Regions from separate parts of the Homo sapiens genome. Here region 2 is linked to region 1. The links are chromatin loops, found by intact Hi-C in ENCODE. Cell type or tissue: PC-3. All regions are shown on one strand. Each heading gives the region's core, and the rest is flanking DNA. Links, peaks and the distances in the headings are about the cores only.

Region 1 (2,922 bases), core at 129-2,628:
TACTAACACATCTTCATTCTGTTAGGTTAACTCGTGCTTTTGTGAGTCACAGGCTCTTAAGGTGAAATAAATGAAAGAAATCACAAAGGAATTATTACAAGTTTTATAGATACATTTTCCCTTTAAAAATTATATTTACTACCCGACTTAAAACATAGAATATTACCAAGCGTGTTGAAGCCCCCAAGTATTCTTCTCCAAAAGGTAACTACTACCCTAAATTTTGTATTCATGAGCCCCTCACTTTCCTTAATACCTTGAAAATAAATGAATGTGTTCCTAAAACAGATATTTTGCACATTTTGAACACTGCATAAATGACAACATTTAAAATGTTTTCTCCTGAAGTGTTTTTTCCCCCCAATCAACCTTATGTTTGTAAGATGCATTGATGTAGGTTTATATAGGTGGAGACCATTCGTTTTTTCACCACTGAACTACAAGGCATGGTTATGAATTATGAATATAACACAGTTGATTAGTCCCGTTGTTCACATGACATGTGGCTTAGTTCCAGGTTGTTTTGCTTTTGTTATTACAAATGTTTTTCTTAAATCCGTGAGTTCCACAATCTATTTTCTCTCTGCCTGCTGTTTTATATTCTCTTCCCTTCACTATTTCAGTAGCTCTCTTCCTTGGCTGCCTGTTGGAATACCTGGGGAAATTTTAGAACCCCTGATGCCCGTATTGCATGCTAGACCAAATATATAAGACTCTCTGAAGCTGGGACTCAGGTATTAATATTATATAAGGTTCTGTAGGTGCTGCCAAAATGCAGATAAGGTTTCATAACATTGCTTGAATTCCACCTTATTTGAAAGAAAAATTGCTTCCCTGGTTCCAGTTGCATTTAATATATTTTTCTAGAAAACTAACCTGAGAAATAAGAAGCTAAAATGCCCCTTCACACACTCAGGAATTTATTTTCATTAGTTGGTTTTATTTTGAGCTCGCTGGTTTGCATGTCCATCTGTCTGCTTATGTCACATGTGCCCAGTGGTTACATTATTGCCTAATAGACCTCTAAGCTGTGGCTTCTTCAGGAAGCATTATTTATTTATTCATTGAACTTTTTGGGTAACTTTGTAAAACAGAGTTCTGTTTACCCAGGGCCCAGAGGTAAAGACACAAAAGTAGACCCAGTCCTTTAAAAAGTTGAATCAGAGGGAAAGAATCACAGAATTTTACTCTAAAGTAAATATTAAACCTAGAATCATATGATCTGCCCTAGGAATTTGCAAACCACAGATACACCATCCCTTTTGCAGAAATATGTTCTTTTGGCCACTAGCCATTTCTTAAAGCTGAACCCTTGGTAAAGGATGAGTCAACAGGGTGCATCATGACTCAGGCTCCAAGTGAAACAGAGAATGAGTTGGTTTAATGGCTTTTAAAGTGGCTTTCTACCCTGTTATGCAAAGTGTAGCCCCAATATCCAAGAAAACAATAATTTAACATGATCCATTGGTTGGAACTGAACTCTTCATTACCCCAGTAGGACAGCATTAGATAAGGAGCTATTATGAGTCATTCCTTGTAGAGCTTAATAACAGCAACACAGAGGCAATTTGGATCAGTAAGCAACCAATACTCTCAAAGAACAGTGCACAGCAAAATAAAGCTGCTAGTGACATTCTCTGTCCTTTGAAGTGGGGGTGTCGTTAATGTTATTCGTCAACTATGTCAAGTATTTTCCCCAAAGGGTGTCCAGGAATCATTGGTATTAAGAATTACTCTCATCGCTTTTATCTATCCCAAACTCTTTTTTCTTGACCATCAAGATAATTTTTTAAAAATCAAGTTTTGTACCTTAATTTCCAAAAAATAAAAATTTGGAGGAAATGAACTTGCTGACAAATATAATCAAGGCCTATGTGACATCTACACAGCTCTCTTGCGATTATGTAAACTTTACAGAATTTTTTGTACATAACAGTCTAATACCTAACTGAGGAGTTTATTCAGGCAACAGATTTTATGCAGTTACATTATATAAGTGTTTGAATAAAACAGTAATCTGACTTCTCTTCTTGGACAAGTGACAATATTTTTGTCCTTCAAATTCTCTCAGATATGGAGGTTTGCTGACACTAGATAAAGAATCCTTATTAAAGTTTTCTAATTTCTGCAACCAGAATGACATGTTGCATTTGCCCATTTTTCTCTGAAGTGCTATTTGCATCACCAGAAACTTAAATAAGCCTAGATTAAAGGCATACTTTATGGGCATACATAAGCCTTTTCTTGAATGCATAAATTTTGGACCATTTCTTAACCTATATTTGGGTAGATGAATTTTGAACCATTTCCAAAATATTAAGTCCTTGATTGTATACTGGCAGAGAAGCAGAAAAATAAAAACAAATTAAATAGGAAAGGACGAGAGAGATTTTCACTTGCTTGTTTGTTTTCTCAAGATAAAAATGAAATGGCAGGCTGATTATGAGCATTTACCAATTATATTGCCAGGTACCCCAGTTTTTTTTTCTTACTCACACACTTGAATGCCACAGAATGTTTGGGAAAGGTTCAGCAGCAAATCTAATGCTCTCCCACTGGGGTAGTGAACCTATGTGTTCCCTGTACTTGGGTGAAGGATAATAATAATAAAAACATATATTTGGTGAAAATATTTATATACTTTAGTTACCCAGTAGTTATCATCTATAAAATATGTTGAATTTCATTTATCCATATGGGAGGTAGAGAATTAAATATATATTCAAAAAATGATAGAAGGAAGAGAAAAATGTTAAAGAAGTCAGAGAAAGAGGGGCAATCCCCATTTGTTATTCAGTTTTTCTTTATTGGCTCTTATAAGTAGTTTCTCATTGAAATTGTTGCTAAAGAAGCCTAAAGAAGATTTGACTCTCTTGGACATCTGTTTATTTATAAAACTAAGACTATAGGAAACCCTACACA
Region 2 (2,922 bases), core at 329-2,828, 220 kb before region 1:
AATTGTCAATGGTTCTGATTTGGCTCAAATGACCCAGGAGGCTTTACAAAATATGCTGCACCGGGAGAGTGGACTTGGATTAAGTAAGCAACCTTCTGCTATGATAACTTGGAAGGACATCTCAAATGTCTATAAATAATCTTACCTGGCTTAAAAAACTCCTTTCTCTCTCTCTCTCTCTCTCTCTCTCTCTCGCTTTCTTTCCCTCTCACTTTCTTTTCTAATTCATGATGGTAACTTCTACCTTTTGTTTTGATTTTTACCCTTGAATTCTAGATAAACTATCTGCAAACGTTCACATTAATGTGGAAGTTTGGTGAGACAAACCTGTTTTCTCAACTTCATAATATCTTAAAATTAAAATATGTAAGACCTTTAAAATATAATACATACCATTTTCTTCCCCTCCTAGCCTCCTTCTAGCCACTTCTCTTGAAACCATTTGCCATATATCAGTAACAGTAACCTTAAAATCAACTTAGTTAAAAAACAACTATTTACAAACATAATACTTGTATAGACACACAGTCATAATCAGAAGACATCACTTTATAATCTATATTTTTTTACTCTTACAATGGAAATTCTATAGGTAAAACAGTCCCTCAAGGAAAAATTAAATGTTTGTATATATTTGGTTTGGTTTTGATAGACTGCTTTCTGACAACAAACATACACACCCAAGCAAGCTTCTACTGCTATGAAAATTATGGAATTGTGAGGTAAAAATGTTATGACAATTTCTTGGTTTAGGGAAATGTGAGAAAATTAAGCATAGAGAAACTCCAATGCCAGAGACATTTCAAAAATAGCATGTATGTTCTCCTTCCTCCATCCTTTCCTTCCTTCCTCCCTCTCTCCCTCCTTCCCTCCCTTCTTCCTTCCTTCCCTGTTTCCTTGTTTCCCTTCCTTCTCTTCCTCCCTTCCCCTCCCCTCCCCCTCCCTCTCCCCTCCCCTCCCCCTCCCTCTCCCCTCCCCTCCCTCCCTCCCTCCCTTCCTTCTTCCTTCCTTCCTTTTTTTCTCTTCCCTTGCTTCTTCTTTCCTCCTTCCTTCCCTCCTTCTCTTCCTACCTTCCGCTTCCCTTCTCTCCTCTTTTCTTCCTTCTTCCCACACATTTGTAATTCTCTATCATTTGCCTGCCACTCTGTTTGTTGTTGCTGTAATTAGTAGTGCTCACAAGTGACTCTTAATAAAGTTACAATAATAAAGCATGGTTACCTAATGCAATGTTTAACCTAAAATTTGAAAGTGTTTCTTCTTACAGTTTAAGTTGGTTTTGTAAGGACTTTGCTCCGGTGAACCCTGTTCTTTCCCTCCCTCCTGCTAAATGACTGCTCTGACCCCGTATTCTGCTGCGATTAGTTCTGTGAATCATCTTCGCCTCAGCATTTCCCCAGTCCTGACACATGGACAGAAAGACATCCCTTGGCAAACATTCAATCTAGTACAACAAACAAATGAATCAAGTCTCAGCCTTTGTCATTTTACTTGGATTTTGTTTTTTTACATTTTTGCTAATACAGTTTTACATCTAAAGTCCCAGTTAAGCAGCTCTTCATTTGGTCCTGCAAACAGAGTGTCTCGTCGAATAGTATATAGGAGGTTCCTTTACATTAGGAACTTTCTCATAAAAACAGATTATTTACCAAGAGAGAAATTTCAAAGGCAAGTATACACACATTTCTAACAAAACACTCTCGGCAAAAGCACTGTCAGATGGCAACCATATATGACAAAATGAGGGAAAGTTGAATGAACATGTCAGAGGTTTTCTTCAGTCCTATCATGAGTTCTTTTGGTGGCCATAAGGTCAACAAAGCACTCCTCCCTGCCTTTTCCAGGGAGGAGCTGAAGTGGCAGCCAGCATCACTTGGGCACACTCAGTCAATGAGGCAGCTGAATAAGATGCCCCCGAGTTGCCATAGAAACTGGAAGAAGCAGAGAAGCACCTTCTCCTGCACACTCTTTAATTTCATCTGAGTGACTTTGTTTAAGAACCAAAAATAAAAAGTGCACAAGGATGTAATTATATAAAAAGCTGTGTTCGATTATAAATACAGTATGTACTTTTGCCTCAGTCTACAGCTCACCTCTCCCTTCCATTTCGAGGCATTTGAACCATTCAAGGAGGAGTCTTCACTTCAGCTTTAATTGAAATGAGGCCCAGATTTACCAAGACAGGGGAGCGAGACTTTCTGCATTTCTATCTTTCCCTGGTTCACATTTGACGTCTGCATGTGGAGTCTTTTATAACAAAGTCTATTTCCAGGGGATCTTCATATCGGGCCATCTGGGTTCACCAGGGCTTACTGAAATTGCTCTGCCTTTTGGCATTTGTAGTCTAAAACATCGTATAGGTTTATGATCATTTTGCAGGATAATAAAAAGAGGTGGACAGGAGAATGCCAAAAAAGCAATTAGTGGAGAAGGGCAACAAAATCCTTTTTTAAAGAAATCCTGTTGCTACTTGCAATAAACAGCTAGTTTCACAATAGAGCAGGATGGGAGGAGAGTACCTCAACAGTGGTCCCATTGCAGTGTTCACCTGGGGGAAATTGTTCAGAATTTAGAGGGTCTACCTCTGGTCTTTACACCTTCCTGAAGGGCTGATGGGTTAAATTTGCTGGAAGAAAATGACACATCTTCTTTCTAGTATCCTTTAGTGAAACAGGGCAATCCTGAACCTGCATGAATCCTGGCATGATTTGAAATGTACTTGCTCTTAGGTTCCTACTTCCTGCTAGTGATTTGCATGAAGTTGAGTGCAATATAGAATTTACTTAAAAAGGAAAATGCAAAGGTACAAGGTGTGTCCAATGAGCAAAAATGCAATCCTATGTGTTCTTCGTGAATATGCCTTGTCTGTTCTCTTGATTTGGAGGACTACACATGAGAACCCGAGACTGAGACTTTCTGCAAGGC

The links. A loop is a pair of places that touch in the nucleus more often than their neighbours do. Peaks named below come from ENCODE experiments on the same cell type or tissue, not always from the same donor. Only the 100,000 strongest peaks of a DNase experiment are listed, where the experiment ranks them.
Region 2: a loop joins it to region 1, with 3 times the contacts of the local background. A loop is called at or near these places in 3 of 110 quality-filtered maps.

What each region holds. Positions count from the first base shown.
Region 1 is chr17:70,404,570-70,407,491 of GRCh38, forward strand. No RefSeq gene overlaps it. Among named protein-coding and RNA genes, the nearest start is that of KCNJ2, 240 kb to the left of the region's middle. In PC-3, for the core only: no CTCF peak of the experiment used is centred there; a DNase peak (open chromatin) is centred at 1,202; H3K4me3 peaks cover 450 bases; H3K27ac peaks cover 1,911 bases.
Region 2 is chr17:70,183,589-70,186,510 of GRCh38, forward strand. No RefSeq gene overlaps it. Among named protein-coding and RNA genes, the nearest start is that of KCNJ2, 16 kb to the left of the region's middle. In PC-3, for the core only: no CTCF peak of the experiment used is centred there; a DNase peak (open chromatin) is centred at 1,383; H3K4me3 peaks cover 722 bases.